2 separate regions of the Homo sapiens genome follow, and region 2 is linked to region 1. Evidence: chromatin loops called from intact Hi-C (ENCODE). Cell type or tissue: PC-3. All regions are shown on one strand. Links, peaks and the distances in the headings refer to the core of each region. The heading gives the core; the rest is flanking DNA. Region 1 overlaps TANC2 (tetratricopeptide repeat, ankyrin repeat and coiled-coil containing 2). Region 2 overlaps TANC2 (tetratricopeptide repeat, ankyrin repeat and coiled-coil containing 2).

Region 1 (5,387 bases), core at 87-5,086:
TTGCAAACTCCAAGAACATATCTCAAGAATCTAGGGATCCCCAGATGACGCTTTTATTTTATTTTAGGATCACAATGTTTAAAAACAAGTTTTGTTGGCTCTACACCTCCAAAGAGCTCCCAAATCCAACTACTTTTCACCTCCTTCAATACTGCCTCTCACTGAGACTATTGCAGTAGGCGAGCTTAGTGGCTCTCACAGTGTGGTCCTGGGACCAGCAGGAGTGGCATTATCTAGGAAGTTTTCAGAAATGCAGATTCTTTAGCCCCATTCCACACCTACTGAATCAGAAATTCTGAGAATGGGGCTGGCAAGCCGTGTCTTAAACCTTGCAGGTGATTTTGCAGATCACACTTTTAAAACCACTAGTTTAGAGGATGTCATTGTAATTGAAGATAAGCTTTATGCCTCAAGGTCCATCAGTCTATTTACAAAAGTGCAAAAATGCGTAGTTTGAGAGCTGGTTACATGTTATTCATGAACATGATTTAACAATACAGGCATAATTAATTTAACAGGTGCCTTAATAGTAACTGCAGTTGTTTGATGATAATGGTAGTCTTTTGACTGCTGAAGCAGAAGTTGGGATAACATCTCCAAGTGGGATATTAACATCAACATTGCTTCATTAGTTAAAAAGTCCTTTTTTTTTTTCACTCTTCAAGACAGCTGTTTTGAACAACTGTTCTACAAAAATTGATATTTCCAGAAACCCGGCCCAACGGGGGAGAGGTCATGTGAGTCAACTGTCCAAAGCAACTTAACAGATTCCTAGCTGTCAACCATCCAAGAGCTTGAATACTAATGATAAAAGTCATAGAAGATTGTGTACTAGTACAGAGTATATAGCTAGCTAACCTACTACAAGCGCCTTTTCTAGTCCCAAAGCCTAATGTCTTTGATAGATATTAATTTGAATTAATTTAACTAATAAAGTTTTTAACTTAAAATTTTAAAATTAGGCTAGGCATGGTGGCTCACACCTGTAATCCCAGCACTTTGGGAGGCCAAGGTGGAGGGATCACCTGAGGTCAGGAGTTCGAGACCACCCTGGGCAACATGGTAAAACCCCATCTCTACTTTAAAAAAATACAAAAATTAGCCAGGCATGGTGGCGTGGGCCCATAGTCCCAGCTACTCAGGAGGCTGAGACTTAAGAATCACTTGAACCTGGGAGGTGGAGGTTGCAGTGAGCCAAGATCGTGCCACTACACTCCAGCCTGGGCAACAGTCTCAAAAAAATTGTTTTAATTATTTTTGGCTTCATGTTTTTAAATTTAATCACCATTAGGTTAATGTGGAGTTATGCTAAAAATTATCCACCTGAAAATGTCCACTCTTTCTGATCATCTTAATGAAAGCTCTCTCATTCCGCAGAGAAAGATAGAAACTAAGTTTGCTGCCTATTACAAGGAAGGAAGAAATAGTTTATTTTTATGGATAAATGTAATAAATCTTATGATGGATTATATAAAGGGAACCAGGAGGAGTTAAAATATACAAGGCAAATTGTAGCATAGTGACTTTGAATGGTAGCTACGTGGGTTAAATTAACAACAAATTATTAATATTGAGACCCTAACCTGCCTGGTCTTAAGTTACAACCACACTCTTCTACTTGAAGAAATTATATATTGCTAATTAAAACTTCATTTCTCAATATATGGTGGTTTCCTTAGAACTTTTACTAAATCTCATTACATAAAAAGCCATTCAGAGGCTTTGTGTTTAGTTATTAGCTACTTTAATAGACACTAGGTTGGAGGGCATATGTACAAATGATAGTCTGATTCATTGGCAGAATTTATGTGAAATTGGCCCTGCCACAGTTAACTTGGTTTTATCAAAGCAATAAATTTAATTTTTATCAAATCTGTGCTTCACACCATTTATGAGTCCCGTACTGTTCTGAAACAATGAATCCTTTATGATGATGACTAAGATGCATGTCATGAAGCTAAATGCTCTTACATTAGCCTACTGAGTCACACATCCCTGAGGTTGCTTAGTCATCTTGATCATTGCCTGGCTGGCTCTCACATTTACAAGGGAATATTTCCATCAGTCTTTTCTACCTCATTGTTCATTATTTCATCCCTACAAGTAAGATTAAATTTTCTTAAGTAGATTCAAAACCCAAGGATAAGGTTGCATGCACATAACTTCCTATAGTAAATATTATATGGGTAGATTGTAAGTTTTAGTTGTATGAGGTTGTTCCCCTCACCCCCAACCAGCTCTTCTGCAGAGAAGACTGTGAAGTAACATGAACAAAACTCTCATCATGACATCTAACTCTGCAAGATATCTCACTGGAAATACTTTAAAATGCCTTGAGTGCAGTAAAGAAAAATAACACACTCTTAACCTATTTTGATGTTTTGATCTAAATTAAAGAATAAACTTCCCAATTAATCTTATTATTTTCCTCAAAAGTGACTAGGTCTATTAAAGTAACCATAATGCCAATAAATTTACTTAGATAAGACTTTGCAAAAAAATTTTGTAATTCAGTAAAATGATCTAAGTTTTTTAATCTTGTAGTATATAAAAGGTTTGTTGTGAAATAACTTCCCCAGATGCTCATAAAATTACAGAACTAGATGATTTCATTTTAAGGCCACAAACGAAAGGCTATTTCATCAATGAGAGTTCACTTTAAAATGTTTTATCTTAAATTTCAACGAATTAAAATACCCAGTTTTTATATTCCCAAAAATAAATGTTGTATATCACCTTAAAAGCCAACACTCTAAGAGCACAATACTTAAAACAACTGTATTGCCATAGTTATAAATATTTTATCAAATATTTCCTATTTTAAAACCTTTACTGTTTTATGTTTTCTCTACATTTTCAGGTATTAAATGTGAGGAAGCATATAAAAAAGCAGCAACCTTTGGGAGAATTGGGTTTTCCCTTTCTTTTTTTTTTTTTTTTAACTGTTCTCCAAAGATCTTTGTTCTCTTTCTGAAAATTCCACTCAGCAGTGACTGCAGATTTTTCTCAACAAATGTTTTCCCATAAGACCAATGTCAGAAAGCTGAAATTTAATATGGAAGTTATTCAAAGATTCAAAGTAAGATTTTTTTCAGAGTAAAATAAGCCTTCCCCCTTTTTTATCCCCACATTAATAGAAGGCAATGGACTTTTTAAAACACTAAGACAAATGTTAACAGTGAGACACTCTTCAAAAGGTGTAAAAGTGATAGCATACATTTATTGGAGTTCTTACTCTTTGTGGGCACAGTGCTTAGAGCTTTAAACATATTCTTATTTAATCCTCACAACTCTTTAAGTAGTGGTAATAAGGAAACTATGTCATAGACAACTTAATATAAAAAGCAATCGGTAATACAGTAATAGCAGTACATTGGCTTATGGTAGATACTCTGTACTCTGCGGTATTGGAGATGGCAAAGACTGTTGAATATTTCAGCAGGAGCTGTGGTCAGAGAGGATACTTGATTCATTCACCCAAACCAGCTTCGACTCCTCTCTTCCTAAATAGTACTTCAGTTTTCCTCTCACTTGAGCTTTAAATCTTGGAGTCAGCATTGAAGCACCATCTACATTATCTCCTATATGCAGTCAGGACCAGACCCTGAGGGTTCAGCTCTCACAGAGTTTCTCACATTCTTTCCATATTCTCCATTCTCAATATTGCTAATTAGCTTGCCTCCCTCCTCTGGTCTTTCCATCTTCTTCTTTTTTTTTTTTTTTAACTTTTATTTTAGGTTCCGGGGTGCGTGTGAAGGTTCATTACATAAGTAAACTTGTGTCACGGGGGTTTGTTGTACAGATTATTTCGTCACCCCGGTATTAAGCCGAAGACCCATCAGTTATCTTTTCTGCTTCTCTGGTCTTTCTGTCATCTAATCAGTATAATGCCTGGCTGCCAAAGTAATCTTTCTAAAATGCAGCTCAGAATCATGTCATTTCTCTGTCTTAAGTTATCATTGCCAGCATCCTTGTTCAGTTAGTGTGCAGGAATAGAAATTAGCAACATTTAAAAGCAGTTTTGAAGAAAACAAGTTACAGTTTATTACCTTTAAAATTAACTCATTGATACTTAAGAAAAGCTAAAAAAAAAAAATTTAAAGAATAGACACTGCCAGATGGACAATGAAATGGAACATGTAATGGAAAAGAACTAAAGGAACAGAGATAGTAAGATAATGTATAAGAACATGCCAACACAATGCTTAATGAATTTTATTAATTCAGCAAAAAAAAAAACAAAGACTAAAATTATTTCTATGCCAGATGAGTCATCAGTATTTGGCATCAGTATTTTTAGTACTTAAAAAGAGGTAACAGGCCGGGTACAGTGGATCGTGCCTGTATTCCCATCATTTTGGGAGGCTGAGGCAGGAGGATCACTTGAGGCTAGGAATTCGAGACCAGCCTGGGCAACATAGTGAGACCTGTCTTTACAAAAACTTTAAAAATTAGCCATGCACGGTGGTACACGCCTGTAGTCCCAACTACTCAGGAGGATCACTTGAGTCCAAGGCTGCAGCTTCAGTGAGCTATGATTGTGTCACCACACTCCAGCATGGCTGACAGAATGAGGACCTGTCTTAAGGAGAAGGATAAGGAGAAGCAACAGAGTAACAAGGCAATCTATGGAATAGGAGAAAATATTTTCAAACCATGTATCTGATAGGAGTTAATATCCAGAATATATAAGAAACTCCTACAACTCAGTAGCAACAAAACAATGTTTAAAAATGGACAAAGGACTTACATAGACATTTCTTCAAAGAAGACATACAAATAGCCAATAGGTATATGAAAAAATGCTCAATATCACTTATTGTCAGGGAAATGCAAATCAAAACCATAATGAGATAGTACCTCACACCTGTTAACATGGCCATTATTTAAAAAAAAAAGAAAGAATAACAAGTGTTGGTGAGGATGTAGAGAAATTGGAACCCCATACACTGTTGGTGGGAATGTAAAATGGTGCAGTTGCTATGGAAAACAGTATGGAGGTTCATCAGATATTTAAAATAGAACTGCCATATGATCCAGCAATCCCACTTCTGGGTATTTTTCCAAAAGAACTGAAATCAGGGTCTCAGAGATATTTTCACTCCTATGTTTATTGCAGCATTATTCACAATTGCCAAGAGACAGAAACTACCTAAATGTTAAAGGATGAATGGATCAAGAAAATGTGGTCTATATATCAATGGAAAAGAGATCCTGTAATATGCTACAATATGAATGAAACTTGAGAACATTCTGCTAAATGAAGTAAGCCAGTCACAAAAGGACAAATATGACATGATTCCACTTACATGAGGCATCTAAAGTAACCATCAGAATAGAAAGTAGAATAGTGGTTGCCAGGAGCTGGGGGAAAGAGGAAATGGGGA
Region 2 (5,387 bases), core at 145-5,144, 80 kb after region 1:
GCATTGAGGTGAGATGCGTTGTGTCAAATATTGCCGAGAGGTTGAGGAAGATGAGAACTGGAACTTTATTATCGGATTTGGCAAAGTGAAAGTTACTGATGCCCTTGACAAGAACCATTTCAGTGAGGTGGTGAGGGTGCAGCCTGATTGGAACAAATGGAGGAGAGAATGGGAAGGAAAGAATTATAGATAGCGAATACAGAAAACTTTTGTGAAAAATGGGAACAGAGATACAGGGTAGTAGCTGGAAGGAAGAATATGGAGTTTATGTATGTGTGACCCAGCTGAGAAGAAACAGATGCAGGAGAGGGAATGGGTACTCACAGGAGCAAAGTCCGTGGGTAGGTAAGAAAGGATGGAATCCAGTGCATAGGAGTAGCCACAAAGCCATATCACCTTCCCCCAGTAGAATTTCCAACAGATTCTATTGGAATCTGTTACCAAGGTGCCAAGCTTCCTACTGTTAGAAGTGTACCTTTCGGCTAAGGTATCTCCAGAAGGCCCGCATTTAAATGTAGTCATTTTATACATCTGTGTTGTGTGGGAAATTTTTTTTTAAATAGTCATTTTATTAGGAGAGTTAGAAAGCCAACTTTTTCTAAGCCAGTCTTTGAATCTTTGTACATTTCTCTTACTGACTTGTACTTGGCATTATGCCCTGGTTTACACTGAGAAAAATTACAGCAAAAGAGTTATACAGTGCTCCGTTTTCTATTTATTTCAGGAGTGTTGTTTAGAATGACGATCATGAAATCACTCCAAAAGCACTCTTTACAAAGACCCATTTAAAAATATATCTTAAGTCTCAATGTTAGGAGAAGTTGTGTCCCTTCTATGCAACTAATTTGTTTTACTTTTTGGATACTAATACTTGATCATGTTTCCCTGTTTGGCCACTTCGAAGTTCAGAATACATTTGTGAACCTCATAGTTTATCACAAGAGTTAGGGGAAACTGAAGGTCTTTCTGTCTCTTTCTCTCTCTCCATCTTTTTAGGAAATTACCAAGCTGCTGCCTTTCCATAGGATTTTTTTGGATCGACTAGAAGAGAATGAAGCCATAGACCAGGACCTGCAGGCTTACATCCTGCACCGGATACACAGCAGCTCAGAGATCCAGAATAACATTTCACTTAATGGCAAAATGGACAATACTACATTTGGCAAACTCAGTTCTCATCTCAAGACCCTCAGTCAAGGGTCCTATCTATATCTGAAACTTACATTTGACCTCATAGAGAAAGGCTATCTAGTGTTAAAGAGCTCTAGCTACAAAGTAGTTCCTGTTTCGCTCTCAGAGGTTTATTTACTCCAGTGCAATATGAAGTTCCCAACCCAGTCTTCCTTTGACCGGGTGATGCCTCTCCTGAATGTGGCAGTGGCCTCTCTCCACCCACTGACTGATGAGCATATCTTCCAGGCCATCAATGCTGGGAGCATTGAAGGCACACTAGAATGGGAGGATTTTCAGCAGAGAATGGAGAACCTCTCCATGTTCCTAATCAAGCGCAGAGACATGACTCGTATGTTTGTACATCCTTCTTTTCGAGAATGGCTTATCTGGAGAGAAGAAGGAGAGAAAACCAAATTTCTCTGTGATCCGAGGTAAGACATATATCTGTGATAAACAATTCTGAGTCTGTTTTCTGTTTATTGCATGGAGTGTGAGTATTGAAAGTAGAAGTGTTCTTCATTGAACATTTCACATAGAAGAGACATCATCTGTGTTTCTTCTCAAGGCAAGGCTATAATGAGGTTAACTAATTTATTGTTTTACAATGTTATTTCCTTAAGACTCAACATCTGCATAGATATTTAGAATGCTATCCTACGTTCCTGTGTTCTTCTAAATAATTTTCACTGACCCCACAGGGTTCACAGGCTATAATTAAGTTAACCATTTAATGGACTTCCTCAGTATTATTATTCTGATATGAAGAAAGAATTGATATATTGTAAATCTCTTTGATTTAGGGCAGAATCATTTCAAAGTTTTTATTGCCCTTTTATAAAACCTTATCATTTTTAAAGTTTCCAGTGACTAAATCCATTAAAGTCCAGCCAATGCTAAGCTTTATACTAGAAAATACAATCTTAAACCTCCTAGCTGAAAAAGATTTGAAGAGATCAGCTGGTCTATCCATGCTGCCTTTAGATACGTAAGGTGTCATTATCTCCATTTTGCTATAAAGGCCTTAAGATGCTGGATCAACTTGCACAAAGTCATAAGGTTAATACATGGGAGAAGGGAGGGGCACACACCAGAATAGGGATCACAAGTGCATGATATATCCCACCACTCCCCACCCCACACGCACAACAGGATCACTGATTTACCCCAGCACTCTTTCCCAATGAGCTTGAACCTGACTTGAGAATCTTTCTCAACTCAAACCAGACTAGATATGAAACTGTTTCCCTTTTTATTGCATGAAACCTAGTTCTCTGGCATCCTGGTCGGGGTGTGCTTTTACTCCGTCATACTAACATTTTTAAAGACGTATTCCTTTAATAAAGTTGGTGTTTTCAAAAGCCGGGTACATTACTGACTTCATGGAAACAAAGAAGACACCAACAACATAGCTGGCAAATGCAGAGCTTATTTTGGCTCAAAAAGAAGAGGCCAGATTTGACTATGCCTCACATGTGACTCATCAGAAAGAATAAAACTCTGTGTTCATGCTGGGGTTTTATTGCCCTTCACCGTGTCCTTCACCAGGCCTTATTAGAGACAACTGTACTGTGGGCATGCTGCTCAGCCTACTCCATGCTGATTCATCAGAAAATTAGTTCCAGATTATGATGAAGATATTAAGCCAGGCAATAGACTTTGTAGCATTTTCTCTGAGAGGGAAGCTTTTTTAAAGAAACATGCTGTAGTGGAAAGAACATAAACTCTTGAGTCAAATTACCTGCATATAAATCCTGCCTCTTCTAGGAACTTTGACCTTTGGAAAAAGTTACATAGTGTTTCTAAGACTTAGTTTTCTTATCTACATAAGAGCAATAATAATGCCTTTTTTCTAGAGTTGTTGAGAAGTTAAGTGAGGTCATATAGTATGATGCCTAGAATAGTACAGAGTAAAAGAAACACTTGGGGTATGTTCTTTTTCCTCCCCTCACCCTGCAGTAATAGACCCTTCTGGTGTATCTTAGTTAAATCCTGTGGCTAATCGGATAGCGACAGCCATCTTCTGCTGTTATCATTTTGGAGCACAAGATTTTAAAAAGAAACAATAAAAACAATCCAAGTCCCTTCTGTGAATTGTATGATGTTCCCAAAAGGATTTTACTATAAATCCTACTAGAGCTGTTGTCAATATTTAATACAAAGAACTGGCAACTATGTATATAGGAAAAAGAAACTAATGTAGAATTGCCTAATAAACGCTTTGAGATCAGTTCCCAGAGAAACTTTGCTAGCTGATCTGGGACCTTAGATCCTGGGACATCTCAGAGGATTGAAAGCTGAGGTCCAAGGCAACCAGACTACCACTGAATTAATAGTATCCTTACAACAGATGAAATCCTCAGGGGCTCTCAGAGGAGAAAATACGGCTTTTATACAGCCATATCATGACTATACAGGCTTTGCCTTCTCAACATCGCATTTTAACTAGGAGTTTTGCAGCAACCGACTGATGCACTGGGACAAGAGGAGCAGGTACTTCCAACTTCAAATCCTGTATAATCCGTTCCCTGATGATTGAATAGCATGGCTGCTGAGAGATCATCTTATTTCACTTAATGGCAGAGAGTAAAATTGTAAACAGGACCAGGAGTTATCAAAAAAAGCTTTCTTAGATTTCATTTCAGTTGGAACTCAGCCCCCTCCCCAGCAATGGCTGGCACCAACCTTGTTACTAAAGTACTGAAGTATTGATCTCAGTGCTTAAGGCTCCCTAGGTCAATGAGATGGAAATTCACTAAGAATTTAATGCTATTGGCAAAGCCCAAGCTGGTCTTTCAAAGCAGCTGGCTGCACTTGTTTTCCATTTCAGGCAGGTCTGATTAGCAGGACTCTCTCCAGGCATGGTTTGTCTTTGTGGCCTTCAGCCTCCACTTCTTGCACATTGTTTCTCCTTCTGTTCTCCACTTTCTCTCCTTCTCTCTAAAGCATCTTTCAGTAGATCAAAGAAGACCAATTCAGTGCCTCTGAAATCACACCAGGTAAGCCAGTGCCTGACATGTACATCTCTGTGGTGTAAGGAGAGCTTCCAGAGGCAACACAACATTCTTACCCTTTTTAGTCCATTTTCCTGGGCTTTCAGCACTCAATTGCCAAAAAGTAGTTGATCTTCTCCAGAAATAGGCTACCCAAGGAGGTTGCTTCTGCCTGAGCTGAAAAGAGTCAGTAATCTGAGAATGGTGCTGGAAGCAGGAAATAGCAGAGCCAGAGGTTAATGCTACAGCTGAGATTGAGTTTTCATTATTTTGAATACCAGACTGCTTATTGTCTCAGAATCTGGGCAAGGACTTGACCTACCAGAGAGAATGACCTAACGTTACATAGATGTATCGTTGTCTCATTGTCATAGAAATAAATGAGTAACAAGGTGAGTAGAGTGAGAGAGAGAGAGAGAGAGAGAGAGTATGTGTGTGTGTGTGTGTGTGTGTGTGTGTGTGTATGTGTGTGTGTATCAAACTGTAAGCAGAGTATCACTGAAGAATCTTTTAGATTTGCAGTTTAGGTAAAATATGCCCCTTGAAGCAATCACAAACCTTAGACCATACCACCTCATTCTGCTCTCTGTTTCCCACTGTTCATCACTGTCAGCCTTCTGACATACCCTGAACTTAATCTGTCCTATGTTTTATTCTCTTGGGCACGGAGATATCAGATTAACTCACTAATTTAATAAGCGAATTCCTGCTATTATGCTAATAGTAAAGAGATGGAAAACCTATTTGAGGCAACTTGTGCATTTAAAATAAGACATTTGAGAGAAGTAGTCATCGGCCTTTGTTAGGCAACCTTTTAGTGACTCTCATAGTAGAAATTTAAGGCTGATAGAGTAGACAGTCGGAGCTACCAGCCTTGTGGTGCAGTCCAGTTACTGCTTAATATTTCTATATCGCTTTAGGCTCGCCCTGAATAAATCTCCACTCTGTTCTGTTTCTATTCCTCATTTTCTCAATTTTCATGATATCTAACTTTCCCTTCCATAGGAACGGCTCTCAGATTAATATTTGTGTGTGTGTGTGTGTGTGTGTGTGTGTGTAAGATTTTGCCAGAGATTAAAAGACTACTGCGTTATTATGTGTGTATTTTTGTGGGGTTTGTTTTTATTTTTTTAATACAGTATCTCACTCTGTCACTCAGGCTGGAGTGCAGTGGCACAGTCACGGCTCACTGAAGTCTCAACCTCCTGGGCTCTGGCAATCCTC

The links. Peaks named below come from ENCODE experiments on the same cell type or tissue, not always from the same donor. Only the 100,000 strongest peaks of a DNase experiment are listed, where the experiment ranks them.
Region 2: it touches region 1 in a loop (2.0-fold over the local background); 3 of 110 quality-filtered maps call a loop at or near these places.

Annotation. Positions count from the first base shown.
Region 1 is chr17:63,273,571-63,278,957 of GRCh38, forward strand. The region is part of intron 9 of TANC2 (tetratricopeptide repeat, ankyrin repeat and coiled-coil containing 2); the gene reads left to right. Among named protein-coding and RNA genes, the nearest start is that of CYB561, 170 kb to the right of the region's middle. In PC-3, for the core only: no CTCF peak of the experiment used is centred there; DNase peaks (open chromatin) are centred at 771 and 1,971; H3K4me3 peaks cover 893 bases; H3K27ac peaks cover 4,230 bases.
Region 2 is chr17:63,353,787-63,359,173 of GRCh38, forward strand. It overlaps TANC2 (tetratricopeptide repeat, ankyrin repeat and coiled-coil containing 2), which reads left to right. Exons shown (of 28, transcript NM_001394998.1): 14 at 997-1,604. Among named protein-coding and RNA genes, the nearest start is that of CYB561, 90 kb to the right of the region's middle. In PC-3, for the core only: no CTCF peak of the experiment used is centred there; a DNase peak (open chromatin) is centred at 2,675; H3K27ac peaks cover 763 bases.